Regions from separate parts of the Homo sapiens genome. Here regions 2 and 3 are each linked to region 1. Evidence: chromatin loops called from intact Hi-C (ENCODE). Cell type or tissue: endothelial cell of umbilical vein. All regions are shown on one strand. Links, peaks and the distances in the headings refer to the core of each region. The heading gives the core; the rest is flanking DNA.

Evidence for each region. Peaks named below come from ENCODE experiments on the same cell type or tissue, not always from the same donor. Only the 100,000 strongest peaks of a DNase experiment are listed, where the experiment ranks them.
Region 2: it touches region 1 in a loop (2.8-fold over the local background); 3 of 110 quality-filtered maps call a loop at or near these places.
Region 3: it touches region 1 in a loop (6-fold over the local background); 3 of 110 quality-filtered maps call a loop at or near these places.

The regions. Positions count from the first base shown.
Region 1 is chr5:38,596,608-38,606,797 of GRCh38, forward strand. All of the region lies in intron 2 of LIFR-AS1 (LIFR antisense RNA 1), which reads left to right. It also overlaps a transcript of LIFR not described here. Among named protein-coding and RNA genes, the nearest start is that of MIR3650, 44 kb to the left of the region's middle. In endothelial cell of umbilical vein, for the core only: no CTCF peak of the experiment used is centred there; a DNase peak (open chromatin) is centred at 2,524; H3K27ac peaks cover 1,015 bases.
Region 2 is chr5:38,778,289-38,788,478 of GRCh38, forward strand. The region is part of intron 2 of OSMR-DT (OSMR divergent transcript); the gene reads right to left. LOC107986414 (a long non-coding RNA gene) reads left to right here and starts at 5,007. Exons shown (of 2, transcript XR_007058740.1): 1 at 5,007-5,236. In endothelial cell of umbilical vein, for the core only: no CTCF peak of the experiment used is centred there; a DNase peak (open chromatin) is centred at 4,913; H3K27ac peaks cover 1,169 bases.
Region 3 is chr5:38,459,337-38,469,526 of GRCh38, forward strand. It overlaps EGFLAM (EGF like, fibronectin type III and laminin G domains), which reads left to right. Exons shown (of 22, transcript NM_152403.4): 21 at 3,572-3,675; 22 at 4,496-6,144. The coding sequence ends at 4,650. EGFLAM-AS5 (EGFLAM antisense RNA 5) reads right to left here and starts at 9,030. Exons shown (of 2, transcript NR_199676.1): 1 at 8,903-9,030. RefSeq lists enhancers at 3,755-4,954, 6,930-8,129, 9,497-10,190. In endothelial cell of umbilical vein, for the core only: no CTCF peak of the experiment used is centred there; DNase peaks (open chromatin) are centred at 3,885 and 5,025; H3K27ac peaks cover 2,237 bases.

The sequences.
Region 1 (10,190 bases), core at 1,232-3,731:
ATCGCCCTTACCATTCATCCACATAATTCAGCTAGCTTCTACCATCCTGTCATATAGATGACTAACACCCATGACCTCTTTTTCACCTTGTTAGATAACTTCCAGTTTTAAATTGACAATATGAAAAACGATCACACCTGGTCAACCCTAATCTTGTATATTGTTCTGGTTCCAAATGTTTATATTATTATCAACACTGTCCTTTCCTCATTTTTGGCGGTGACCTGTTCAACTTTGTGTTACCTTGGGCTTCAAAATGCAAAATCAGCTCCTTTCTTTGCTTGCCATAAGAAATGGCATGCAAGAAAAAAAAAAAATGCTTCCAAAATAGAGGAACCTGAAAATATTCTGAAATTCAGAAGGTGTTATTTTGGGGAGCCTTTCTGGGACAGGATGTCCCCATCATCAGCTAGAGGAAGCCCAGCTTCTGATAAACAAAGTTGTGCCTTGCACAGATCAAAGGGAGCCATTTATTGAAGGAAGGGATGGAAGTATTTGATGAGGCCCTTCTGCAGACTCCCTGTAAACAGGATAAACCCTATCAATGAAAGCTTATACTCAGCCAGGCCACAGTCCCCAGGAACAATGGAGCAACAAGAACATTGGGTGGTGAGGAAAGAGCCTTGGTCCAGACAAGATTGTTCTGCCAAGAGAATGGCCGTAAACAGGATTAGTTGTAATGAGATTATGAACTTAGGACCTGGAGGCCTGAGCTGGAGAGTTCAGTGTTACATAAAGAAAAGACACAGAAGTAGCTCGTGGGGTGAGAGGATGCCAAAAGGACAAGGACTTTTCCTTCCTAGCATCCCTCTAGCCCAGGGGTGCCATCTCTCTGGGGAGGAAAAATTAGTCACTGTAATTGCACATATTGCTTGTGGGAGTAGACAAACTAGGGACTAAAGCACCAAAGTAGTGGGCCTCAATTAGGGGATGCTGGCAATGTCTGAAGACATTTTTGGTTGTCACAACTGGGTGAGGTAGTGCTACTAGCATCCAAAGGCAGAGGCCAGGGATGCTGCTCAGTATCCTACAATGCACAGGACAGCCTTGCACAACTAAGAAATATCCAGCCCCAAATGCAGAGGTTGAGAACCCCTGTGCTGGAGTGACGGAGAGGGAATCCAGCTAGGATGCTGGTAGATGACCAGCTGGAGACGGAGCGTGGCAGTGGTGGGGAGGGAAGGGGCAAGTATTTCATGGGCTTAGTCTAGAGGGACTTCACATTAGCAGTCCTCAGAAGGTGAAAGTTGGTTGTTGAGTGGGGGTGCATGGAGCAAGAAAGTTATTTATTTTATGCATAAAGCACATACAGTGCATAAGGACATAGACAGCATTTCTGGGGTATTCAAGTTTCATGGGGATTGGTGGGGTGCTTGGGAAAATAATGTCTAAAAAGGCTCCTTAGGAGGTGATAATAAGAAAAAAAAAGGTTGAGAAACACTGATTAGACTCTAGAAATTCACCCACTTTCCCCAGCTGCATCCAGGATTCACATGGTGGGATCTTTCTAAGAAACAAATCTATGGCAGTGACTCCATGGCTATGACTGGTTTCTTATTGCCTTCAGGATAAAATAGAAATATCCTTGTATTTTAAGGCACCTCTTTTTTTTTTTTTTTTTTTTTATTTATTTATTTATTTTTTTTTTTTTTCTTTTTAGAGGGAGTCTCGCTGTGTCGCCCAGGCTGGAGTACAATGGTGCAATCTCGGTGCTCTGCAACCTCCCCCTCCCGAGTTGAAGCATTTCTCCCACCTCAGCCTCCAAAGTAGCTGGAATTACAGGCATGCACCACCATGCCTGGCTAATTTTTGTATTTTTGTAGAGATGACGTTTCACCATGTTGGTCAGGCTGGTCTTAAACTCCTGACCTTAGGTGATCCGCCTGCCTCGGCCTCCCAAAAGGCACACTTTCAATCTGGCTCCTGCCACATTCTACCTAACATTCCTAGTGTCAGCCATAGTGAATCACTGATAGCTGTTCCCAACCCACTGAGCTTTTTCTCTGCAGGCCTGCATCACCCGCTCCTGCCCCTTCCCCTGACACCCCTCAAGTGGCTAACTGCTACTCCTTCTCAGCTCCTCCACGAGGTCTGCCCTAACTTCCTCAACACTGGGCTGCTTACCCCTTTTCTGCACTTCCCCTAGCATAGGATGTATCTTACTCCTATTGTAGCATTGTTCCCACTTTGCTATAATAATTTACTTCCTTGTCCGTAAGGAACTCTTAGGCAGGCTTCTATGCCTAGCACAATGCCTGGTGCATACTGAAACCTCAATAAATATTGGTTAAAACCATAAGATAATTTGCACTCATTATCTCCTTTCATCCACTTAACCTCCTTTGAGATAGCTATGATTATCCTTATCTTGTAGAAAAGTGCATGGATTTCTCAGTTGAGGAATGGGTATAACCTTCTTCTATGCCCTCTTCTGGGTCCTAAACCTTATCTAGACCTATGGCCAGAAAAGAGAATGAGCAGGCTTCCCCCAGGAGCTGTTACCAGTAGAAAGAGCATAACTTAGAAATGAGTCACAGAAAAAACAAAGAGTAAAGACAGAAAGTGAGTCAGGGATAAGGGTTTTATAAATACAAGTGTTTCCCATTCTGACATCTATAGGATAAACCAAAGGCAGCACCTAGCTCTCCAGGAAACAGTTTGAAACCCATTGCCTTAAAGTCCTAGAGCTAAGATATGCATTTTCAATAGAGTGACCCCAAACTGGACTTTCTGGCACCATTACTGAAAGGGTCACTGGCTCAGTTACAGAATCCACAGGGTATGATAATAGTTGAGATGGAAGTCCTCAGGGTGCAGTTTGAAGCATAGACCTTGAGAACCTGGAGATCAGCGGGAAGGTCAGGACCCAAGGCACAGTTCAGGAGTCATCATTAGTACATAGGGCCTATGTTACAGGTGGTCTTTGAAGCTGTGAGAGTGAATGAAATTAGAGAGGGATAAAAGTGTGGAGTGGAAACACGGCTGAGTATGGAAAGTGCCAAATAATCTCCCACTGTCTTGCATTTTCAGTTACTTTTTTAATCTATAGCTTATCTTCTCAATTAGTTTACAGACTCCTTGGTGTTGGGGACAGCTTTAGGTACTTTAAAAAATTTTAAAGATGCTTAAGAATTTAATTAACAAATTAATTAAACCTTTTCCCTCCATCATTAAACTTCTGGAAATAGCTGTAAACCAAAAATAAAATTCTAAACCTTCTGACCATGTGAATGGCCTCATCCTCTCAGTAAGGGCATTCCAAAGTTAACCTGAAAAACTAGTTCAGGCCATGATGGGAAGGGAGGGTCAGACATGCCTCATTGTACCTTCCTCCCTTTTAGAAATACTGATAGAACAGACTCTTTAAGTCTGATAAGAAACATTTTTACAATCTATTCTCTCTGAAGCTTGCTACCTGGGGGCTTCATCTGTATGATAAAACCTTGGTCTCCACAATCCCTTATCTTAACCCAGACATTCCTAAGTCTTTAGACAATAACTTAACTCTTTCAACCAATTGCCAATCAGAAAATCTTCTAATCTACCTATGACCTGGAAACCCCCTGCTTCCAGTTGTCCCACCTTTCCAGACTGAACCAGTGTACATCTTACATGTGTTTGATTGATGTTTCATGCTTCCCTAAAATGTATGAAACCAAGCTGTACCCCAAGCACCTTGGACACATATTCTCAGGATCTTCTGAGGGCTGTATCTTGGGCCATTGGTCACTCATATTTGGCTCAGAATAAATCTCTTCAAATACTCTACAGAGTTTGACTCTTTGTCACCACAGCTTTCCTTTTGTCTTTACTTCCTTTAGTTTTAACTATTTGGGTTCTGCCAGCATCACAGGACTGAAATGTCTCTTTGGCAAGTTGCCTATAACTTCTGCATTGCCAAATCTACTGGCCTGTTCTCAAGTCACCTTCCGCAATCTCTGTAGCAATCAGCACTACTAGTTCCTCTCATTCACTGAACAGTTGCCATCCCTGTCTTTCATATCACTGTGTTCTCTTGGTTCTTTCTCAGACTTCTTTGCTGAATATTACTTTCAGCCTCCCTTCCTGGCTCCTTTTCCTCTCTTGGTCCCCTAAAAGAAGATTATTGTTCAAATTTCTCCTTGTCCCTCTCCTCTATTTTTTCAGGTTCTACCTTGACAGTCTCATCCATGGTCTCAGCTGTGGCTTCTAGGATGATGACTCAAGCCCTGATGTCTTTCCTGATCATTTTGGGCCTGATTCTCTGGAACTGCGGGAGGAAGCTGAATGCTGGTCCACCTTTTAACAATGTGGCCAGCAGCCCTGGGTTGATACTGGAAGCAAACATTAGTCTGGTAAACTACACAAGGACAAAGGTAGAACAGGACACACAGGGGTAACACTGACCTTAGAGGGGTGTTATGGACTGAATATTTGTGTTCTGCTCAAAATTCGTATGTTGAAACATATGTCTATCTCATGATTTCGCTCCCCTCTAATGTAATGGTAGTAGAAAGTGGGGTCTTTGGAAGGTATTTAGGATTAGACGAGGTTACAAGATGGAGCCTTCATGCATGGGATTAGTGTCCTTAAAGAGAGTCCTGAGAGAGCTTGCTTCCTCTTTCTGCCACGTGAGGACACAGGGAGAATACTGCTGTCTATGAACCAGAAAATAAGCCCTCTCTAGACACCTTATCTGCTGACACCTTGATCTTGGCCTTCCCAGCCTCTAGAACTGTGAGAAATAAAATGTCTGTTGCTTAAGCCACCCAGTCTGTGGTGTCTGGTTATAGCAGCCTGAGCTGACTACAACAAGGGACAGTCAGCCAGGACACAAACTTGAAGGACTGGAGCAAAGATGGGAAGAGAAAGAGATGCCAGGTGCAGGTGGGTCTGCTGTCAGTTCAGGATTTCTCTCCTGGACCCTGAGTTCCCGCCATGGCATAGCTCTTACCTGGATTTGTGTACTACTTATAGGGTCACGAACAGTACATCTGTACTGATTTCCAGACCACATTTCCATGAGGCCTTGCCAGATCCTTCCACTGGGACCTCCTGGCTCCTTCCTCCAAGCTCACTTGACTTTTGTTCTCCAGGGTTCTGCACTTGGCTCACATCTTTGCGTTTCCTTTTTCACTTTGCTGGGTGATCTCATCCACTCCCATGGCTTGAGATACTATTTTTAGGCTGGCAACTCCCAAATATGTATCTCTAGCCTAAACTCCAGACCTGTAAGTCTACCTATAAATTAAATAAGAACCTAAAAATCAATATACCCCCAACTGAAGCTATTCTCTTCTCCCCAAGCTGACTCTGTTCTGTCTCCTGTGTTCTCACTGCTGGATAATAACACCAATGTCCATCCAAGCTAGAAACCACCGCATCATCCTTGACTCATCAACCTTTCTCCGTGTGTGAGTCAATTTGCCTCTTAATCATCTGTCAATTTATTCACACTTTTCCTTCTCCATTGCCAATTTCTTGGCGGCTCTTTATCATTTTTCACCTGGATATTCCAGTCGTTTATCAACCAGTCACTTGTGTCCAGTTTCACAACCTCCCAATCAGTCCTCCAATGCCATTATACAATTTTCTTTAGAGTAGGAAGCTGATGATGTTACTCCATAGTTCAGTGACTTCTCATTGTCTCCTACCAGATAAAATCTAGACACAATTCTTGACATATACTCCTCTTTCTCTATGTAGGCTTATTTACAGACATTTTCCTAGTAGTACTTCATACCTTTGGTACAAATAGTGTTAGTCTCCATAATTGACCATGCTGTTTCACAATTCCACACCCTTGCACATGTGTGCTCACTACCTGGAATGCCCCTTCCCTTTATTCTGGTGGATTAAGTCGTTCAAGCCCCAGTCCCTCCATCATCTTCTCTTTGAGGCCTTCTCTTTTCTTTTTTTTTTCTCCATCTCTTCTTCTTTTACATCCATTGTATATACCTGTTTTCCAGCATTAGCGGGCTAAATTCTAATTCCTTGTTTAGGTTTTTATCTTGCCGTCTAAATTCTGAGTTCTTCAAGGACAGGGGCCTTATCTCATGATTTCACTCCCCTCTGCAGCTAGCACAATGCTTCTAAAACTGTATTCCTTGGATTGCTAGTCTTATTGTTACAGGTAGTTAGACAGGCAAGAGTGGAGCAGGAAAAGGATCTTCTTCCCCCACCCACTAGGAATGTCAGATGATGGTTCGACAATTATCACACTGACTCTCTCAGGAAGAGACAAGCTCCTGCTGATCCACAGCTGTTAACATTACAGTGTTAATTGCATGCAGACACCTGGGAAAAACAACTTCCTGGGAATACGCATTAAAAGACAAAATGGAGTATGACCTTCCAGGGGCACACCACTGGAGAAGGGAAGAGAGCCTCAGACGTGCATGCTTACAACTTCCTAAACATACTGCGCACGCTTAATTCCCAAGGGTAAGGCAGGCACTGTGCACGCGGGCCGCCCACCCGAAGGAAAGAATCACCCTAAGGGAAAAGGGTACAAGATGGCAGCCTATAAAGTCCCAGGGTCAAGGTTAAACACTGCACTTGTTCTCCAAGGCACCCACTGGATCTCTTCCACGTGTTCTTTCCTTTCTTTCCTCTTCTAAAGCATTTTTAATAAACTTCCACTTCTACTTTGAAACTTGCCTTGGTCTCTTTTCTTGCCTTATGCCCCTCAGTTGAATTCTTTCTTCTGAAGAGGCAAGAATTGAGGTTGCTGTAGACCTGTACGGATTTGCCGCTGGTAACTGAGATACCTTCCACCAGTCACACTATGAGTTATTTTAAAAGGTATTCTTGAAATGAGAATCTGTGGTCAAATAAATTTTGGAAAAACTGCATATTCACATTACCTGTGAGCTCAGAGAAGTCTTTCAGCAGAAACCTGTTTAATCTGGTTTAACTCTGTCCCTTCCAAACCCAAGGTCAGGGAAAGACCCTTAAGCAGATCCTTACAACGTATGTGCAAGAAGCAAAGGTAGAGATGCGCCCAGACAAAGGGTGATGTGGGAAAACAGAGAAGGGGCTGCCCCAGGGTCCAGGGGTTCTGGAAGCATTTTTGGAAAAAAATGATCTCCATCACTCACAAGAAGATAATGGCCAATTTAACCCTCAGAAAGAAAACTTCCTAGTTTTCTAATGTCTCCAGGGACTAAACTTCAGGATTGAATGTAACTATCCAAGGGTTTTATTACCCAGGAAGGTCAAGTCTTCAGGATGTTTTCTTCTCTTATTCATTCCTGTGGTCAGACTCAACTTTGAACTGGTCTACTCCACAGATGAACCACATCCTTCAACTCACTTAACAGCATCTATTATCCTATTGTTGCTTATATTTTTCTGGTTATGTCCTAATGATCTCCAGCCACAATACCGGAGGGCAGCCACTGGTCATTTACGCTGTCATCTCATGGACTCTAAGAGGCCCAAGCACATAGTGAGACTCAACAAATGTTTATTAAATGCAGTGAACACGAGCATAATCTAATTCTTCCTATTTGCCTTGAGGTGGCAGAGATGCAAATGTGGTGACCCAGAGCCTGAACTTGGGCACTTGGAGCTCATGTGGAGCATTTTCTGCAGTGGCTGAGGCTGAGCTGGGCAGAACTTTTCTTCGCTGCCTCTATCTAGAAGAAAGGAAATTAACTAGTCCTACTGAACTCCCAGACCTGTGGAGAGGAGAAAGGGGCAAGGCAGCAGAAAGGGGCAAGGCAGCGTCTCTGACTTGGATATCCAGCACATTCCCCCAGAGACAGCCATTTGTTTTGTAAACCAAAGGGTGTCTGAGACAAGTCTCAATCAATTTAGAAAGCTTATTTTGCCAAGGCTGGGAGTGGTGGATCACACCTGTAATCCCAACATTTTGGAAAGCTGAGTTGGGCGGATCACCTGAGGTCAGGAGTTTGAGACCAGCCTGGCCAACATAGTGAAACCCCATCTCTACTAAAAATACAAAAATTAGCTGGTGGTGGGCACCTGTAATCTCAGCTACCCGGGAGGCTGAAGCAGGAGAATTCCTTGAACCTGGGAGGCGGAGGTTGCAGTGAGCCGAGATTGCGCCGTTGCACTCCAGCCTGGGCGACAGGGCAAGACTCTGTCTCAAAAAAAAAAACAAAACAAAAAACAAGTTTATTTTGCTAAGATGAAGGACACCCCATGGCACAGCCCCAGGAGGTGCTGACAACATGTGCGTAAGGTGGTCGGTGTACAGCTTGCTTTTATACATTTTAGGGAGACAGGAGACATCACTCAATACATGTAAGATTTACATTGCTTTGATCTGGAAGGGCAAGACAACTCAAAGGGAGAGGGGCAGCTTCCAGGTCATAGGTAAATTTAAGCGTATTCTGACTGGTGATTGGTTGAAAGAGTTACTCTCAGTATTATTATCAGTAGAAAGGAATGTCTGGGTTATGATAAGGGGTTGTGGAGACCAAGGTTTTATCATGCAGATGAAGCCTTCAAGTAACAGGCCTCCGAGAGAATAGACTATAAAGGTTTCTTGTCAGACTTCAGGTTTGTGTTGATACTAATACTGGAGGGGTACAATGAGGCACGTCTGGCCTCCACTTTACATCATGGCCTGAACTTGTCTTTCAGCTTAAATTTTAGAGGGCCCTGAGGGGTGAGTTTTATTTTTGGTTTGCAGTTTTACGGACACTGGGCTATATTTCCCATTTTGCATAGAGGCAGGCACCACATAGAGACTAAGAGCAAGCACTGTGTTCAATGTACGGACTGGAATCCTTGCTTCACTACTTGCTCGCTTTGTGATTCTAGGCAAATTTCTTGACCTCTCTGTGCCTAAGTTTTCTCATCTGTAAAATGGGGGGTGATAATCACAGTACCCCTTCCTCCTAGGATTCTTATGAAAATTAAATGAGTTGCTATTCATGTAGAATTTAGAAGCAAGTGCTATTTAAGTGTGTGAAAGGAAAATAAATTTTGGGACCCCCAAATCACAAAGCCAAAGGGAAAAGCCAAGCTGGGAACTGCTTAGAGCAAACCTGCCTCTCGTTCTATTCCTAAAAAAAGATACCTGCTAAGATAAAAAAAGCTACATACCTTCCTCACAGGGAAATTCCCTGTGGACAAAGGACAGACAGAACTCAAAGTCACCCCTCTGCTCATGGAGGTAAATGCATAGCTGATTGTTTCCTTTGGAAAGGCTAATCAGAAATTCCAAAGATTGCAACCATTTGTCTCTTACCAACCCATGACCTGGAATCCCTCTCCTCGCTTGGAGTTGTCCCGCCTTTCCAGACAGAACCAATGTACATGTTACGTATATTGATTGATGTCTCATGTCTTCCTAAAATGTATAAAACCCAGATGTGCCCCGACCACCTCGTCGTCAGGACCTCCTGAGGAAGTGTCATGGGTATGTGTCCTTAATTCTGGCAAAATAAACTTCCTAAATTGACTGAGACCTGTCTCAGATAGTTGGGGTTCACAAGTGTTTGTGAAATCACTCAATCAATGTTAGTTGCTATGTTGGGGCAGATCTAGAATAAGACCATGGATAATGTGTGAGGCCGTTCTTGCATTGCTATGAAGAAATGCCTGTGATGGGAATTTATAAGAAGAGAGGTTTAATTGGCTCACCATAGCTCTGCAGGCTGTACAGAAAACAGTGTCAGCATTTGCTCGGCTTCAGGAGGCCTCAGGGAGCTTTTACTCATGGCAGAAGATGAAACAGGGGCAGGCCTATCACATGGAGAAAGCAGGACAGAGAGAAAGAGAGAGAGTGAGAAAGAGAGAGACAGAGAGACGGTTCCACACACTTTTAAATTACCAGATCTAGCCAGGAACCCATCACAAAGACAGCACCAAGCCATGACCCAAACACCTCCCACCAGGCCCCACCTCCAGCATTAGGGATTATAATTCAACAGGAGATTTGGATGGGGTCAAATATTCAAACTCTGTCAGATAATTACCTGCGAGCACAAATTATCTATATTGCCGGCACCTACTGTTTAAAAATAGTAATAAGAGCTGCTGCTTTCACATCTGATTCCATCCTAAACATTAACTAGAAGGTGGGCATTATTTCCATGTTTTATTGAGTAAACAGGCTCAGAGGTTAACATGCTCAGTGCTGCACAGTTGCATATTAGGTGGCAGAGCCAGGTTCCAAATTCATGCCTGTCCCACTGCCAAGCCCAATACCTTTCCATCAAGGACACTTTCTTTTT
Region 2 (10,190 bases), core at 3,873-6,372, 180 kb after region 1:
AGCCTGGGCAACAGAATAAGACCCTGTCTCAAAAAAAAAAAAAAAAAGCAAAGATGCATAGCTGTAAAGCCAATAAGAAAATGTAAATGAAATTTAGAATATTCAAATAATTTGTAAAGGCAAGAAATGAAGAACATAGGCTAAAACACCACCATAAATAAATGCAATTATTATTTGTCAACTTATATACATAGTACAAATATATACTCTCCACATACACACACACAACTAAAAAAAATTGCAAAAAAACTCAGAGGAGACAAGTAAAACACAAATAATAAAATGGTAGACTTACCCAAACATATCAATAATTACATTAGATATTAATGGATTAAACAATTCAGTCAGAAGGCAGCAATAGTCAGAATGCAGTTTATAAACTAACAAGAGACACACTGTAATTCTTAAGACACAGATATGCTCTAGGTAAATGAATGAAAAATATATATACTATTCAAATGAAAAGCATGAAAAGGTTCATGTGGCTATACTATCCTCAGGCAAAATAGATTTCAAAATCTCAAAATTGTGTCTCCTAAAAAGATATCCTAACCCCTGGTAACCATGAATGTGACCTTATTTAGAAATCAGATCTTTACTGAGGTAATCAAATTTTGCTGAGGTCATGGTGGATTGGGGTGGGCCCTAATCCAATGATTGGTGTCTTTATAAGAAGGGAAAAATATGGCCACACAGACACAGAGGTACACAGGGTGAGGAAGGTTATGTAATGATGGAGGCAGAGATTAGATTGATATATCTACAAGCCAAAGAGCACCAAGGATTACAGGTAACAGCTGAATTCTGGAAGAGGCGAGGAAGGATTTTTCCCTAGAGCCTTCGGAGGGAGAATGGCCTTGCTGATACCCAGATTTCTGTCCTCCAGACTGAAAGAGAATTTCTTTTGACTTAAACCACCCTCTATGTACTTTTTAATAGAAGCCCTAGGAAACAAATACACAAGACAAAAAAATTAACAGAAATAAAGAGTGGTATTATAATATTATATTATAATAAAAGGGTCAATTCATCAGGAAGACATAACAATCATAAAGTTTATGCAACTCACAGAAGAATTTCAAAGTACAGGAGGTAAAAACAGACATAATTACAGGAAGAAATCGACAATGCCACAGTCTTGGTGATTTTATGAGTCTTTTCTCAGCAATTAATTGGATAACTAGACAAAAAAAATCAGCAAAGACATAGAAGATCTGAGAAAAACACTACCAACCACATAAATATATAGAGGAAATAACAGTTGTTACTCTTGGAACATTCTTTTCTGCTTTCCACAGTTTTCCTGATGTCCTCAATTATAGTCTTGGTCTTTCTTCTGATATGCAACATATTTACCTTCTTTCCCCCTCAAATTGTGGTTGCAAATGTTTTTAATTTGCTTTTTAAAATATATATCTTATATCTTTTATGTGTTTTTTTAACCCTTTCTTCTTGGCTAATCATTTTAAAGTCCTTTTTTCTTATCAATATATATCTTTCAGCTATTTCTTTCTTCTGTTTTTTAAAAAATTCACACTTCTTTTGTAGATTTCTGGTTTTCTTAAAATGGTAATAGCAAACACTTCTACGAGCTCTTAATATGTTGTCATTAATCATTTACCACAATGCTCTGAAGTAAGCACTATTATTATCCCCACTTTAAAGATGAAAACATTGAAGCACAGAAAAGTTAAGTAACTTGCCCTAAGTTATACAGACAGAGTATGGTGAAGCCAGACTCTAACCAGGAGTTGGATTCCAGTGCCTATGCTCTTAACTATTGGGGTATGGAGTCTGCCTCTTTAGATTGTCAAGTGAAATATTTTGGTTCCTGTTTTTGTAGCTTCTTTTTAATTTTCTCTTTCAAAGCCTTTTTCATTTTCAAAGGCTTTGAGCGTTCTGTCAGTTATACCATTATGCATCACTTTCTGAAGGGAATGCGTTCTGAGAAACATTGTTAGGTGATATTGTATGAGCATCATGGAGTGTACTTACACAAACCTAGACAGTAGAGTCTACCACAGGCCTACTCTACCTGTTATAGCCTATTGCTCCTAGGATACAAAGCTGTACAGCATCTTGCTGTGCAGAATACTGGAGGCAACTGTAACATAATGGTAAGTATTTGTGTATCTAAATATAGAAAGGTACAGTAAAAATACAGTATAAGAGATAAAGAGTGCTACATCTATACAGGGCACTTAACATGCATGGAGCTTGCAGGACTGGAAGTTGCCCTGGGTGAGTCAGTGAGTGAGTGATGAATAAATGTAAAGGCTTAGGATATTATTGTACACTACTGGAGACTTTATAAACATGATACACTTAGCCTTCACTAAATTCATGAAAAAGAAAGTAATTGTGGTATGACATTATGATGCCTATAAAATTGCTAGGCATTAGGAAATTTTCAGCTCCAATATAATCTTATAGGACCACCCTTGTATATGTGGTCTGTCATTTAATGAAACATTGATATGCAGTGCATGAATGTATTATTCTTTATCAAATTACTTCTTCTTGCTAACTCCTTTATCATCATGAAAATGTTTTTTCTTTCTAAGCCTCCTGGAACTTGTGAATGGGATTTTATAAGGCAGTCTTTGCATATTGCTTAAGTTCAGGGTCTTGAGACAGGAAGATTATCCTATTTTATCTGAGTGGGACCTAAATACAATCATATGTATCCTTAAAAGAGAGGAAGAGGGAGATTTGACACATACATGCAGGGCAAAGCAATGTGAAGACAGAGCAGAGAGAGATTTGGAGATGCTGACTTTGTAGTTTGGAGTGATTTGGCCACAAGCCAAGGAATGTTGGCAGCTACTAGAAGCTGGAAGAGGCAAGAAACAGATTCTCCCCAAGAGCATCCAGAGGCAGGGAAGCCCTGCGGACACCACCTAGTGTTGGTGTTGATTCTACCCAGGGATACTGATTTCAGACTCCTGGACTCCAGAACTGTGAGAAAATAAATTTCTGATCTTTTAAGCCACACAGTTTGTAGTAATTTGTTATACCAGCCATAGGAAATGAATTCGCCCCTCCTCTACTAGCTGCACTATTAAAACCTACTTCTTGTTGCCTTCTTTTCATGAAGAAGAGAGATAATTTTGTTCTTTCATTTAAAAAAATATTGATTATAAGCCTACTGTGTGCTAGTCTCTGGGCATAAACATGTGAAATAGACAATGTCTTTATTCTGACAGAGCTTGGGTCAATGTTGAGCAGTGCTGAGTAGGGTAATGTCAAACAAAATGCAATAAATTATGTGTTATGAGACTGAGAAAGGATATGGGGTCACACAGGAGGGGTATGAACTTGAAAGGACTAAGGGTGGCTTCCTCGAGGAGGTGGCATTTAAACTGAGACCTACACAAAAAGTAACTGTGAGCCAGGCAAAGAGTGGTGGTGTTCCAGACACAGGCAATAGCACGTGCAAAGGCAGTGGTCAGTTCATCTCTTAGGTCCTTTGCACCTCAAGACACCCTTTTTTCCTTCAGTTAATTCATAAAGCTTATAACGTATTTTCTTCTTAACCTGTGCTTAGTAGCACAGGTTAAGCTACTTTAGCTATTTTCAGGTCCCTAATCTGAAAATTTGAAATTCAAAGTGCTTCAAAATCCACAACTTTTTGAGCATCAACATGATGCTACAAGTGGAAAATTTCACATGTAAATAACACAAACTTTGTATTGTACATACATTTTATATAAAATTACCTTCAGGCTATGTGTACCAGGTGTATATAAAACAAGTGAATTTTGTGTTTAGACTTGGATTCTTTCCCCAAGATATCTCATTATGTACAGGCAAATATTCCAAAATCTGAAAAAAAGCCAAAGTCTGAAATAACTTCTAGTCTTGAACATTTTGGATGAGGGATACTCACCTGTATTTTATTCATGTTTACTAACAATCCAATGATAAAAGGTAATTTAAAAGTAACCAGTTTCCTTGCATTTTCTTCTTATATCTATCAGTAGATCAGCAGCTGAGAGTTGCAGATGGGAGATTTAGTTTCCATTTCCTTCTCACACACACCCACATTCATAAAGTGGCCTCCCCACAGTTGATGAGTTTCCTGATATTAATAGAATACATGGGGCATAACAAACATGAACTTACTTGCAGAAGTATACAGTGTGGCCAGAATGAATGTCACACTTACTCTCACCCAACCCCTAAATATGACTTTCAGAAACTGACTTAATTTTCAATGTTTCTAAAGACCCAGGAAAGCCACTGGGTAATTTTTCTGTCTCAATGAAAAAGGTATCAGCCACCTCTAAAACTCATGACTTCACCATTCTGCTAGATTGTTAACTCATTGTGGGCAGGAATTGACTTACTCAATTTCCTTCATATCTGGCCCTGGCTCTTGGGCCAGAAACCGCACACAGGAGTTGAAGAAAAACTGTGTATCAACAATTTTTTTCTTGTCTTTATCAAAAGAGAAGCTCATGTTTGGTTCTATGTCCCACAAAGCTCTTAGTTAATAGGGGTCCTTTACCAATGTCAACTAAGATATTTGAAAGTTTGTTCACTATCTTCATCAACATCCACTATGATTAGTTTTATGTTTAAAGAGCAACATCAAAAATGTGGATACTAAACCTTGTGTGAGCTTTGAACTTGCCAATCAGCTTTGAAGGTCAGAGGAAGTAGTTTGATAATAATGAGATCAAGAATTAAAAAATATTTTTAAGCTTTCTCTCAGAATTGAAGGCAGTAGGGGAGGGATACAGAAGTTCCGGAAATGGCTGACTGTGTAGACAAGATGGTGTGGTTTCAGAGTACAGCTGAATATATACAGCCAACCCCTTTTTTCCTCCTCCATTTAACAAACATTTGGTTGGCTGAGTTATAGAGCTTCCAGCTCTGCTTCAGAAGGTCTTTGTTTATCTTTGCAAGGACAATTAAGTGGCAGGAATGTGTAATATAGTGAAGCACTGCCAACACAAACAGTTCTCTTAAAACGTTATGTAGAAGTGGCTATTGTTGCTGGTGCTTCTGCAAGAGGCAGAAACCACTTGCTAATAGCTTAATTCTATTTCTCTGCAGACAAGCTGATCCTATTGCAGAAGAGGGACTATGTGGTCTGCTGGTTAGAGAGATGTACTGGAAGCCAGAATGGGCCCATATTTTACAACATAGCTGAGTAACTGACTCACTCTGTAACCCAGGGTTACATCTCTCAATCTCATGAGGCTTGTTGTCCATCCAGCTGGAAAATTTGGTAAGATGTTAGGCTGGACTGAAAATCATTTGTGGTGCAGCTGAGTTGCTTTTCCACAGGGACAGGATGAGACTGACAGGCCTGACTGAATAACAAAGCCCCGTGGACTGTGATTGGTAAAGGTAAGCCTCGCAAGATGCAAAGGGAGTCCAGGATGGTGAGAATATTCTATGAAGGACAGAGTCTTCTTTGCTGAATCAACAAATGCGTACTTCTAGTCTCTGTCCCCATTCAGCCTCACTCAGTAATCATATTTCTCTGTGAAATAGATATTGCCTGGATCAAGATCCCCAGCTCACCACTACAGAGTGACCGGGCTTAGGAAGGACAGTATTCTTCAGTTTCTGATATCTTCTTTGCTACAAGGATCTGCAAAGTTGGCAGATTTTAGGGTCAGGCTAGCTATGCTGATACAGGGATGAGCTGAGGAGAAGAGGAGCAAGCCATTTGCCTGCTTTCCAAAGTGGAAAGAGTTTACAAAAAACACATGCGCCTAAACGTAAAGATGATTGATTGAAAACTGGTAGGTTCAAAGAGAAAACAATTTGAGGAAGGGAATGTTTCTCCTCATAGGAAATTGACAGTTGGTGTTGCCTTTGGGTTTGTAAAGACACTAGAAGGTGTTCTAAGGATGGTGGCTTCCGATCCAGGGTCTGGAATTTATAATATTTTGGTAGGGCAGGATTGGCCTTTGAAGGTGAGACTTCAGCTAAAACCTACAAAAGTCCCAATAGGTGATATGTACTTTACTCTTCACCATCAAGGGAATTTCCAAAGAGCCTGGGAAACTGATAATTTTGCTTGAATTGGCTCTTGCATTCACAAGGCCAATAATGGTTGGTTTGTGTTTAAAGTACCTTTTGGCTAGGCTAAACCTAAACAGGTCAAAGGAGAATTATTTTGGAGCAAATGCAACATTAAGTGGGGGCCAAAAATCATAGGACAGCTGTGGATATTTGTTGTGAGAACTGTCGTTTACAATCTGCAGGCACCAACTGACAGAGTTGCGCATATTTATCTCCTCATCTTATCACAGATGAAAACTGTCATCTCTATAAGAGTGCCTAAAAAGGCACTGTGTACCGATGTGAAATCTGGCCTCTGGTTGCAGGACCTCATTCAATGTTTGAAGCCCTTTATGTCCACCATAGGAAGGGTATTTGGTTCTACCATTACTTTTAAAGAATCAAGAGGAAAACATTGCCAGCATCCTGGAATAATAAAAATTAAGAATGAGACTAAGAGGATAAATTCAGAGGAAGCCAAAGGAATAAATCCTTAAAAGTAGTATTTTGAGCCTAACTTACTTTATTAGAGAGATTGGGATGGCATTAGAGGACTTCCTAAGAAGCCTGCACTCACATAACTGACAGTCACCTGCCACTCACTCATTGATTTAGCAAGTTTTCATTTATTGCCATCTACTTGCATAGCACTGCCATAGGCACTGCACAGGATTTGAAGATGACAGACAGCATGGCAATCTGAAATGCATAAGGTTTGAACATATGCATAAAGTATCTATGATGCATGATTATATATACATATATAATATTATATATAACTTAGTGTATATACAGACTAAGGAATTCAGAGCAATATGTTATGAGCATTTTGTTCTTAAAAAGAGAGATTTAAATGAGATATTTTTAAAAAGATTTATTTAAATGATATTAAAGTGGAAAGACTAGAGAAATAACATTCATGACAAAAAGAATAGCATAAATAAGAGGGCAGAGGGCTGGGAATGCAAGATATGTTGGATAGATAGTTGGTTCTATGTACAGGAAGATCCATTAGGGAAATGTGAGACACAGGATTTGTAAGAAGCTTTGAATAATAGACTTCCTCCTATAGGCAATGGGAATAATTGAGTGTTTGAGTCATTCATTGATTAATTCAACTACCATTGATGGAGTACCTTACATGTCTCAGATCCTTTGCTAGGCTTTGGACACGTTTTTAAAAAAGCAAAAATGTGTCCCTGCCTTCAATGCACTTATGTTCTAGTAGAAAAACATTTTGTAAACAAATAATTGGTCAAAAGTGGTATAATAGAGGTATACCTTTGATATGGTTTGGCTGTGTCCCCACCCAAATCTCATCTTGTAGCTCCCATAATTCCCACAAGTCGTGGGAGGGACCTGGTGGGGGATTATTGAATCATGGGGTTGGGTCTTTCCCATGCTGTTCTTGGGATAGTGAATAAGATCTGATGGTTTTATAAAGGTTTTCTGATGGTTTTCTTCACCTTCTACCATGATTGTGAGGCTTCCCCAGCCATATGGAACTTGAGGCCATTAAACCTCTTTCCTTTATAAATTACCATGTCTCAGGTATGTCTCTATTAGTAGCATGAGAACAGACTAATACAGTTAATTGGCACCAGGTAGTGGGGTGCTTCTGTAAAGATATCCAAAAATGTGAAAGTGGATTTGGAACTTGGTAACAGGCAGAGGTTGGAACAGTTTGGAGGGCTCAGAAGACAGAGAGATGTGGGAAAGTTTGGAACCTCCTAGTGACTTGTTGAATGACTTTGACCAAAATGCTAATAGTGATATGGACAATAAAGTCCAGGCTGAGGTGGTCTCACAAGAAGATGAGGAACTTTTTGGGAACTAGAGCAAAGGTGACTCTTGCTGTTATTTAGCAAAGAGACTGGTGGTATTCTAACCCTGCCCTAGAGATTTGTGGAACTTTGAACTTGAGGGAGATGATTTAGGGCAACTGGTGGAAGAAATTTCTAAGCAGCAAAGCATTCAAGAGGTGACTTGTGTGCTGTTAAAAGCATTCAGTTTTATGTATTCACCAAGATATGGTTTGGAATTGGAACTTATGTTTAAAAGGGAAGCAGAGCATAAAAGTTCAGAAAATTTGCAGCCTGACAATACTATAGAAAAGAATAACCCATTTTCTGTGGAGAAATTCAAGCAGGCTGCAGAAATTTGCAAAAGTAACAAGGAGCCAAATGTTACTTACCAAGACAATGGGGAAAATGTCTCCAGGGCGTCAAAGACCTTCACAGCAGCCCCTCTCATTACAGGCCCAGAGGCCTAGGAGGAAAAAAATGGTTTCATAGGCCAGGCCCAAGGCCCTCCTACTCTTGCAGCCTAGGGATTTGAGGCCCTGCCTCCCAGGTGCTCCAGCTGTGGCAAAAAGGGGCCAAGATACAGCTCAAGCCATGACTTCAAGCCATGACTTCAGAGGGTGCAAGACCCAAGCCTTGGCAGCTTCCACATGGTGTTGAGCTTGTGAGTGTGCAGAAGTCAAGAATTGAGGTTTGGGAACCCTTGCCTAGATTTCAGAGGATGCATGGAAATGCCTGGATGTCCAGGCATAAGTTGGCTGCAGGGGTGGAACCCTCACGGAGAACCTCTGTAGGGCAGTGTGGAAGGGAAATGTGGGGTAGGAGCCTCCACAGTGAGTCCCCACTGGGGCACTGCCTAGTGGAGCTGTGAGAAGAGGGCCTTCATCCTCCAGACCCAAGAATGGTAGATCCACCAACAGCTTGCACTGCGTGCCTGAAAATGCCACAGAGGCTCAATGCCAGCCCATGAAAGCAGCTGGGAGGGAGGCTATACCCTGAAAATCCATCAGGGTCAGAGCTGCCCAAGACCGTGGGAACCCACCTCTTGCATCAGCGTGACCCGGATGTGAGACATGGAGTCAAATGAGATCATTTTGGAGCTTTAAGATTTGACTGCTGTGTTGGATTTTGGACTTGCATGGGGCCTGTAGCCCCTTTGTTTTGGCCAGTTTCTCCCATATGGAATGGGTGTATTTACCCAATGCATGCATCCCCATTTATCTAGGAAGTAACTAACTTGCTTTCGATTTTACAGGCTCACAGACAGAAGGCACTTGCCTTGTCTCAGATTATACTTTGGACTGTGGACTTTTGAGTTAATGTTGAAATGGGTTAAGACTTTGGGGGATTGTTGGGAAGGCATGATTGGTTTTGAAACGTGAGGACATGAAATTTGGGAGGGGCCAGGTGTGGAATGATATGGTTTGGCTGTGCCCCACCCAAATCTCATCTTGAATTGTAGCTCCCATAATTCCCACCTATTGTGGGAGGGACCCAGTGAGAGGTAATTGAATCATGGCAGTGGGTCTTTCCTGTGCTGTTCTCATGACAGTGAATAAGTCTCATGAGATCTGATTATTTTATAAAGAGGAGTTCCCCTACACAAGCTCTCTCTTGCCTGCTGCCATGTAAGATGTCCCTTTGCTCTTCTTTCATCTTCCACCATTATTGTGAGGCCTCCCAGCCATGTGGAACTGTGACTCCATTAAACCTGTTTCCTTTATAAATTACCCAGTCTTAGGAATGTCTTAATAGCAGCATGAGAACAGGCTAATACAACCCTTAAGCTGAAGATAAGAATGATGAATAAATATTAAAGTCTAGTTAGTTGAGTTGTTTATCACTGTTGTATGGATCAGCAATTATGAAACTGCTTTCAGTATATTCTAGGATTAAACAGGTAAATATATTTAGGATAACAGGGCCAGATTTCTCACTGTCAAAGAACAGTATGTTGAATTAGAACTGGAAGTATCAGTATAAATTCATGATTTATATCGATACATATTTATCTATTTTATAGATGGTTGAGTTTTCTTTTTTTTTTTTTTTTTCTTGAGACAGGGTTTCGCTCTTGTTGCCCAGTCTGGAGTGCAATGGCTCAATCTCAGCTCACTGCAACCTCCAACTCCTAGGTTCAAGCGATTCTCCAGCCTCAGCCTCCCAAGTAGCTGGGATTACAGGCATGGGCCACCATGCCCAGCTAATTTTGTATTTTTAGTAGAGACGGGGTTTCTCCATGTTAGTCAGGCTGGTCTTGAACTCCCGACCTCAAATGATCTGCCTGCCTTGGCCTCCCAAAGTGCTGGAATTACAGGCATGAGCCACTGCAACTGGCTGATGCTTGGGTTTTCTAACTAAAGCAAA
Region 3 (10,190 bases), core at 3,751-6,250, 130 kb before region 1:
TAGAACCTGACTGTATTTCACTCAGCCCCAATTACATATCTCCCCCATCACAGAGGTAATCACCATCCTGACTTCTGATTAACTTTGGATGAATCATTCCTTTGCTCTTCTTTATATAATAGTTTTACTATTAATACCTTTGTCCATATTTCTAACAACATATTTTCAGAAACGAAATAGCAGGCTGAAACTTAGAAATGTCAATCTCGCAAGTTAGATGAAGGTCCCAGGAGAAGATAAGCTGAAATGAAGGTCTGGTTGGGGTTCCCTGAGAATTTATCATAACCCTTTCTGGGGAAGCCAGTGGGTAAAGTCATGAGTGAGGCCTGGGAAACATGGCGCCCACCATGGCTACTTTCCTACTCAGCTCCCATATAGGCTGCAATGGGGAGAGACTTGCTGGGCCCCCAACCCCTGGCTGCTGGGCCCCCAACCCCTGGCTGCTGGGCCCCCAACCCTGGCTGTTGGGCCTGCCTTTGAAACCCTAGAGGAAATGGGGATACAGAGGCAGATCTGTGCCTCTCAGCTTCCCAGATGGTCTAGAAAGCCCTTGAGACAGAGGTTGATTTTGATGAAGTCTCAACTCTAACTTTCTGAAAAAAGAAATGTTGTCCCATCATGAATATCCACATGCTTGGATTTCAAATAGTTTCTAGACTACAAGTTAAAAATTCAGAGCCCAGCCTAACTCCAAAATACTCCAAACTCTATGGCTTCTAACTTCTTCATTTCTGCCTCTTACCCATCTTTAAAGGGGCTTGGCCAGAGACATCCAAAGGAATATGAAATGCTTGAGCTCTTTACCTCTAACCACACTTGATCCCTACAAATCCCCACCCTGGGAACATCAGGGAACAACACCCTTCTCCCAGTTTCCTTGGGTGGAGATCATTGGTAGAATACTCACACATTGTGGAATAATTTTTAAGCCTTCCCAGTTGTTGTTGGGGTTTGATTATGTGTATCAAGATACACTCTGGTGAGGATACCAGGCACTTCCTAGACATCTAAGGAAACTGATGTTAAATGATCTTCCCCTAGACTATACAACTGTTTGTGGGAAAAGCCAAGATTAGAATCCCAGCTCAAAGCCCTTTCCATCCTACCCCATGATGAAACCCACCCAAAGCTAGGATTTCAGATGTTTGGGAGGGATAAGGCAGTGGAATGTTCTACAGGAAGAATTTCACATGTCAGAGTGTCAAGCTGGGCACCATGCAGATGGCTTAGCAGACTTGGCTTTTCCTGTTGGCATCATGGATACCTCTGCTGGTGGGTCTTAGGTTGCAATGAGGGCTGAACAGAAGGAGTCGAGCCCAGGAACTAGATGAATGGGAGGATTCCAGCAGATACTGTGAGTTGTGAGCAGACAGGCCTAGAAGGGAAGAGTTCTCAGGGGGAACTGGGTCAAGGCCATGGATATCAATTATGGCAAGAAGGATTGAGCAGATACCTTAATTCTCTGTAGCAGGCTCCAGGGTTAGAGATAGGAGTGTCAATGAAAAGGAGATTGCCCAGGGGGCCTTGCTTTGGACAGTGTCTTGCTCTGGGGCATCCTGCTCTTGCAGGCATTAATCCCAGCAGAAAAGAGAAAATAAATTCCAGTTTATTAAACATCTCCAGTTGCCAGGTACTTTTCATACTTTGTCTCAATATTCACAGCAACTTAGGTTTTATAATCTTCATTTTATGGATAAAAATGATAATGATATTGATAACAATAACAACACACTCCTCTACCAGTCTTTATAGAGCAAGATGTGTATCAGGTATCATGCCCTGTGCTTTGTACGCATAACATCTGATCTCCACAATAATCTCGGGAGATGGGCATAGCTATTCCCATCTTAGGTGAGGATGCTGAAGCTCCACAGATTCACTGTTCATTCATCATCTGGGATGAGCCTTATATCATTCCAGACACAGGAGATACCTCATTGAAGAAAATTAACATCCTTGCCTTGATGGTCTTGCATTCTAATGGGAAGCAACAGACAATAAGTAATAAACATGATAAAGAAGCATGTTATTATGCTAGAAGGTGATGCCACATTTTTTCAAATCTAAGATGCCATTGATTATAAGGTATATCTTCATTTTAGATATAAAAAATGAAAAACTCTTAGACTTTATGAACTAGAGTAAGTAGAAAAAAATGGAATATTTTAGAGTAATTAATTTTTTTTTTTAAAGGCAGGGCAAGCAAGGCAAGCTGTTGCGGGTTCTGCCTGTCACAGCATTCAGATACAGGATTCTAAGAAAGCACTTCCCAAATGGGAAGTTTGTGGTCTCAAAGATGGGGACAGAACAAGAGAAAGTTCTGTAAATCTCTAGAAGAGTTGCTATCAAGAAGTGAAGCCTGAGTGAGTCCACCCCCTAGTGCTATAGAAGCAAATGTATTTGCTTGAACAAGGCTCATGGGGCTGGATAGGTTTGAAAAATAGCTTTGAAAACTACAAAGCCCTTGCCACCAATGAACACCTCCCTCTTCCTGTCGTCAGAGTCACTTTAGGGCTCTGTGGGTCCTTTAGAAACTTCTGAGCCACTGGCCGGGTGCAGTGGCTCACGCCTGTAATCCCAGCACTTTGGGAGGCCGAGGAGGGCGGATCACTAGGTCAGGAGATCGAGACCATCCTGGCTAACGTGGTGAAACCCCGTCTCTACTAAAAAAAATACAAAAAATTAGCCGGGCGAGGTGGCGGGCGCCTGTAGTCCCAGCTACTCGGGAGGCTGAGGCAGGAGAATGGCGTGAACCCCGGGGGGCGGAGCCTGCAGTGAGCCGAGATCGCGCCACTGCACTCCAGCCTGGGCGACAGCGGGACTCCGTCTCAAAAAATAAAATAAAATAAAATAAACAGAAACTTCTGAGCCAGTCTTCCCATCGAATGATCTTATACCTACAAAAACTGCTTCATTGGCTTCTCATTGTACTTAGAATCCCAGCTCCCCATGGCTTCCCATGCCTCGCCACAAGCTCTCCTCCCCTGGGCTTCACCTGAAATTTCTTCCCTGGCCCGCTGTCACCTTCAGGATAAATTCTCAACTCCTTACAAGCGGTTGACCGTTTGCTTGGGGCTTCACCTTTCCCAGCCCCAGTGTTCTGTGAGTTCCATCTGTGCTAACCCCTGCTCTTTCTCTTTGCTGTTGTTGCTTTCTCTGTTTGCATAGCCTTCTCCTTCACTTGACTTACCTACCCAGCCTACAAGACTCATTTTGGACAGAATCTCCTCTGAGCAGCTTTTTCTGACCATCTCTCTAATAACTGTCCTCTCTCTAGTCTAAGTTAGGCGCTGCTCCTCTGGTGTAATTCCACAGCACCCTTGTGGTCTTCGCCGTGGAGTGCTGGCACTGTGTTGTCATTCACAGTTTGACTTTTTGTCTTCCTCAGTAGACCACAGGCTCCTGAGGGCCACACATTTGCTTTTTGCTTTGATTTCTGCAGCCCCATCATTTAGCACAGTACCTGGCACATAGTGTGTCCTTTAATACATTTGTATTGAAATGAATGAATGATTGAATGAACTCCAAAAATGCCAGGCTTTTTGTTCTTTTTTGTTTTGGTGTTTTGCAGGGATGGCCAGTCAGGAAAGATAACCGTGGATGACTATGGAGCCAGAACAGGCAAATCCCCAGGCATGATGCGGCAGCTTAACATCAATGGAGCTCTGTATGTGGGTAAGTGACCGACCCTCGACCAAAGCAAAATTAGGCCAGTGCTTTTCTTGTTAGTCTTCCATTTGCTGTGCCGAGGCTATGTACTTTGCTGGATCAAATACCTGTAAATCAGGAAGCCCTCCAGATATTCCATTCCTTCATTTTCTGAACTGCTGACTCATGGCTGAGGGGGCAGGAAGGGCTCCCTTCGATGCTTTTATGCTTTGGACAGATCCACCAGGAAAACCAGGCTTTTCTTGTTTATAGAACAGGAACCTGCTAAATATAGCTCCATGAGTTCTCTCTGACAAAACGGGACCTGTCTTTCTTTCCCCTTGCAGAATAGAATGACTAGTATTTCTGTAAATGGCTTATTATAATTAATTCACTAGTGCAGACACATAAAAATGAAAAGCTATTTTTATCTATATGATATTTTCTATTGAAAGCATTCGACATCAGTGCATTTGTTTTGGTTTAAGATGACATCACTTCTAACTACACACTGCATTCTGTTGACATTATACCACACTTCAAAATTTACTAGACACTATTTGGTCTCAAGGTGGTCAGTTGGGCCAGAAATCACACATGAGGAATGAATTTATAGCTTTTGATTGTGTAAAAACTGATCCAAGTCAATCTGTTCCTTCAAGGATAATTATAAAATTGAGAGAGGTGAGGTACTGAGCAGCTCAAGGGGCCCACAGCCCTCACATGTCCCATGAATCAAGGGATGCCTTGGCCAGCAGCCATTCAAGTGCCCCAAACTGGAACCCCGACCTTGCCCTGCGGACACCTGTCCTTTGGCTCACCTCATCTCCCTCTTGCTTCCTGGCAGGTGGAATGAAGGAAATTGCTCTGCACACTAACAGGCAATATATGAGAGGGCTCGTGGGCTGTATCTCTCACTTCACCCTGTCCACCGATTACCACATTTCCCTCGTGGAAGATGCCGTGGATGGGAAAAACATCAACACTTGTGGAGCCAAGTAACACCAGCTGGCCTTGTCCAAGGGACAGAGCCTTCTATTCTGAGAATCCCAGGGGCCCTCAGACCCTGCCTGATGCTATATGCAGAGGCCCAGGGACCAGGTGTGTTTCCTCTCACCAAGAAGAAAGTACACACTGATGAGAAACTGAGAACCAAGACAGGCATCCCTGGGTGGCCTTTCCTGCTGACACTCCACGAGCTGACCCAGCAGAATTCTCTGTGTAGGAAGCATCGGACTTTGTCCATTGAATATGTAGCGGCTGCCAGAGATCACACATCAATGCAAATTCCAGAGCCTGTCTGCTATAGCTCAGTGACTGTGTTGTGATTCATAGTACATTAAAAAGAGAGAGAGAGAGAAAGAATCCCACAGGGCACTATTAAAATACTTCTCTCCTTCCCTGACTCATGACACTCTTCCTGACAGCAGAATGACTGTGTGACCTTGAACTTCACATTTCCCACATTGGCCCTTGGATTGTTCGGATTAACCCCTTCCACTCCTCACTGGCTGGTTCACTGTGTTCTGACTAGTCCATAAAAATAAAGATGGAAGGAGATCAAACACAGAATCATAATCATAATGCGGCCCCCTTCCCCAGAGCTTACCTCGAATGTGAAATCCCTACTTCTTATAATGCAGAGTTAAGGAGCTGAGCCCCCATGATTTTGTAGCTGTACTTTTGTATGTGTATATTTTTATAGCTGCAGATTGTCCACACAGTATACTTTTGGAAGTTTGGGTGGATGACTCTGAATTCTTGCACACCTTTCCTAAAAATTTCTCCCAAGAGAGACTTGTTTGGGCCTTTTGTGGTGTCAGTGGAATGGATAGGTAACTTGGGTGGGCAACTTGGGGAGCTGACCATTCTCTTTTGGTAAATGTTGACGGCTCAAGAGGATGAATATGAAGCTTTCCAAGATAAGCAGATTAAAAGGAACATGTGTTACCGAGGTAGGTCACTGTCATTTTTGTTTTAAGAGTTGGGGGGAGTATCTATAGTAAACTTGAATAAAGGGGACAAAGCTAGAACTTATTCATTCATTCATTCACTTATGGAGTTGTTACTGATTTTGCGGAGGTCAGGTTCATACCAATGGACACTAATACAATCAGTGTTCCCAAGGCTGTGCAGGGGTGGGGGGACATGCTGTCAGGATGGTCTGAGCATCTGGGTGAGAACCAGAGAAACAGGACTTCTTCCTTCTGTACCATGAGCTGTGTCCCTTTACTATGCAAGCACATGACCCCAGAGACAGCTGGTTCACTGGCAGATCCCCATGATGGACTTACTAAGGGAAAGGTGAGATGAACACTGCCCCCAAGGAGGGGGTGAAATATGATCTAACTTATGCAAGAGCCTATAATTAGTCCCAGTCTCGACTCTACATTTGTTTGTGCAGCATTCATTCAGCAAAGACTTTTGGGGTTTGTGCAAGGCACAGTTTTAAGCACATAATGTAATTCTAAAAGATGAATAAACTAGAGAGGTTCACTTTGTGCCCCAATCTCCTGTCTTTGGGAAGCTTTGATGGCCAGGATCCTTTCTCCCAGAGGAATCATGGTTATCATCATCATCATCATCATCATCCACTCCTAGACACATAATCTTATATGAGTGCAGTCCGGAGAAAGGCCACATGGTAGAAAGTGGGTCCTCCACTTCCCAGACACCCTTGCCTCAACACCTCTTCCTTTGATACTGCTGGGGCCAGTGCTTCCCAAGATGTCATGGAGTTGCTTTTACAGGCCATTTTGATGGATTCCCTCCAGCCATACATATCATTGTGATCTTAGGCCATTCAGCTGAATTGAAGCTAGAAGAGCTGTTGCTAATGAGTTGTTGTTCCACGAAAGTGTTATCCAGAGAAAAATGCAATGACCCAGGGATGCAGGCCTGGGAGTAGAACCATTTGCCTCTGGGTGGGAAGCAGATGAGGCTAAGGGGAGAAGAGTGACGTGATGACAGGGTCAGGGGAGTAGGGATCTGACAGGTGAGAGAGCAGCAGAGTGGAGGGACCCAGGAGGAGCTGGTGACCTGGGAGGCTCAGGGTCAGAGGACAGGGTAAGAGACAGTGTATCCCATGTGGGCTCCTGGGTGTCCTGTTGTCTCTCTATGTGTATCTGCTGTCATGGCCACAATAATGCTGCATAACAAAAATCACAAAACTGCAATGGCATGCAGCAACGAGTGTTTATTCCTCATGCGCCTTAAGTGGTCAGCTTGGCAGCTCTGCCAGTCTTGGTTGGGCTTGACTAGGTGGATCTTCCGGTGTCCGTTGGACTTGCTCACACGTGTCAGGGTTGCTAATTCAGGACAGCCTTGGCTGGGTTGGTGAGGTGGCTTGTGTCTGCTCCGTGTGTTTCTTGTCCTCCTCCTGGGCTAATGGGCTGGCCTGAGCATGCCCTTCTCCTAACAATGGGGGAGGGCACGAGCACGAGAGTAAAGGTGGAAGGCCTTTCACAGCCTCGGCTTGGCACTGCCACACCCCAGTCATCTGTGGATTCAAGAGAGGAAGAAACGGGCCGGCCCCCACGTGACATATGGGCTCTTCTCCAGCATGAGAGAACTACCAAGCTGCCCGGTGGAGGGCATGGACTCAGGAGCAGTGGAAAAGCGTCACTGCTGATGCAATCGGTCTACCCCAGCAAGTCCTACGTCATTCACAGCAGGGTGCAGTAGGGAGGCCGTGACCCCCTGGCCATAGGTCTTCTCCGACCTTCTTTAACCCTTGGGGCTGGAGGCGAGGTCCATGATGTTCTCAGTGCCCAGCCAGGCCAGGCCTGATGCGAGCAGCACCCGCCCTCCCCCATCGCAATGCGGTGCCCTCTCTTCCCCTTGCCCTCCTTCCACATGCTCCCTGACACTTGGCAGCTGGCCCCGTTGCTGTTCTGAGGAGGAGGGACTGGACCGGCTGGAAGATGGGATCTGTGCCTGGCTTTTGGGTAGCCGCTGTGGGGAGAGCATGTTGAAGGCTGGCCAGGCTCTTGGCTGAAGAGAAAGGTTTGGGGTGTCGCCAGGGAGCTCAGAGGCTAACAGCAGTCCCTGTCCTAGGGAGGAAGGATGGAGTGGGGCACGGGATCCTGAAAAGCTTTTCTCCCACAATCAGGGTCTGAGGAAATTCCCCGGAACCTCCCACATGTTCGAAGCAAGGGTGACCGGGTGTGGGGTGAGGATGTCCTTGCTTTTCCTATTAAGATGGCCTCCCATAACCCTGCATGTTCCTGGAGGCCCCACCTCAGGATTTCTCTCAGGAAGGTCTGTGGGGGTCTTCTGTGTCCCCCTTCTGCGGCTGCCCAGGCAGCTGCCCCGGCCTGCCCGCCGCTCTGAAGGCCGTGCCACTCTCCCACCCTGGTATTTGTCTTTCATTTCCTGACCCAGTCCTGCTCCCTTCTCCCGGCCCTCCAACACAAACAGGCCGGCTGGTGTCCACACACAGACTGCCCTGCTGGCACGGGCACTGGCGCTTTCCTGCTGCTGCCCCCTCTCCTTCCTCCCTGCCCACCTCCTCCCCTGGCCCTGCAGGAGCTGCTACCCCCTCCCTGCGTGGGAGGAAGGAGCTCGGAAAAGCGCCCGGAGTTGGAGCTGGCAGGCCCAGGGCTTTCCACTTGGAGGAAACGCTGCATTTTTCACCTTTAACCCAGAAAAATATGGTTCTCAGAAAGCTTGTTTTTAGCACTGTGAGTTCCCAAAGGAGGAAGAATAGGCAGTAGGGGGGCCCCCAGCCTCTCTGAGCTCCGACAGCAACCCCCACCCCAGAAGGCCGTTCTTCCTGGGAGGGAATGACCGAGGGGCAGCCTGCAGAGGCCCAGCTCCGAGAAAATAAAGGCAGAGAATTCCAGCTCCAAGCGGAAAGACAATACTTTAGGAGAGGAGCCTGGACAAGGCATGAGCCGCTTCCCACCTCCTCCCTGCCTCTTCCAGCTCCTGCCCAGTCCAGGAACGCATAGTAGTTGCCCTTGGAGCTGGGGGTCAGTCCGGGCGTGCCCACCACCGCCCAGACCCTTAGCTGAGAAGGGGGTAAGATTAGCTTATCAAAGGCGGGAACGACGTTCTCCAGCACTTTCTCCCTGCAGTGGGGAGAGAGCTGCCAGCATGGAATCAAAATTAGAATCTGAAATCAGGGGTCGTACAGCTTTAGCCCACTCCCACGTTATTTGTCAACATGGAGATGTGGGTCGTCCGACGGTATCCGAACTAGGGACTTATCCGGCACACGCTAAACAGAGAAGGGAAATGTAAGCAGCCCTACCTCAACCATTGTGAGGCCAGAAGTCCCAGGGCTGCCGGCATTTAAGCTGGTGGGTCCCGTGGAAGTGACAGGCTGCCGTAAGGAAGTTCCAGCTTACAGGTGGCTATGTTCGGGCCAGCAAAATGACTAATCCAATGCAACAGCATCAGCTGGCTTCTGGGCTAGGCCCTGTGAGTAACCGCACCGCAACCTCACAGTCAAAGAATGTTCACATATTTGATCTTCATAACAGTCCTCCTCCTATGATGGCTGGAGCAGATGGGCATGGCCTATTTGACTTAGGAAGACAGACACTGGCCACAAAGACTGGGTGACTTGCCCATGGTCCCATCACGAGGACGCAGCCACGATGCTGTCCCGTGGAGCTTTTCTGCCCTCACCCTGACCTCTGGTCAGGTGCAGTCTGCCCAGGGACACCCGCATTGTTGAGGGACATTCTGAGGCTCCCTTGGGTTAGCTGTCGTCTGCAGTATAGTCGTGTAAGTGAGGGAGATTCGGACAAAGGCCATGTCCCAAGAGTCTGCTTGCCAACGCATGCCAGTTTCTCATCACAGCCCTGAATCTGCCTTCTTTCAAAGGCCTTCTGTTGCAGGGACTCTGGGTTGAGCAAATCTGAAAGCAGAAACTAAAGAGCTAGTCCAGCAGGGTGGGATTCAGGCCCCTCTACGGGCAACTGGGTGTAGGTTAAATTCTTTTCCCTTCCCTCCTTTGCTTTCATCTCCACAAATAACCTCCATAACCCTGGGGAGTGGTTGCAAGCTATTTCTGCCCAGCAGCGTGTTCCCCTGGGCCCCTGCCTCGCCCCAGCCAAGCCACGAGCTGAAAGAACAGGGAAGGCAGCTGGGAAAGGCCTCCCCTGCCGCTCCTCTTCTTCCCGCTTGCTCTTGCTGAGGCATCTTTGTCCTAGAAAGTTCGTAGCTCCCAGGAGCACTTGCCATTTCCTGGAAAGACGGGAGAGAGAACATTATGTCTCAGCCCCTGGGAGGATGTCTCTTCTTTTCTATTTATCCATCTTGTCTTTCAGTTTTGCTCAAGATGCAAATGGTGTCCAGAGGCATAGAAATTTCCCAGCATGTGGCATGGCCTCCCCCGATGTCCCAGCTGCTCACCTACAAGCCAGGGCCCAGCCCGGGGCTATGACCTCCCCGAACAGCCTGCTGCCAAGGGGCTGCAGTTCTGACTTGGCTAGGAGAGGACTTGAGTTGGAATGTCTCTTCGAAGGAAGGCCAGGGAGGCTCAAGAAATTTGCCGTTTATACTCACTTAATAACAAAAGTAAGAGGCACCAG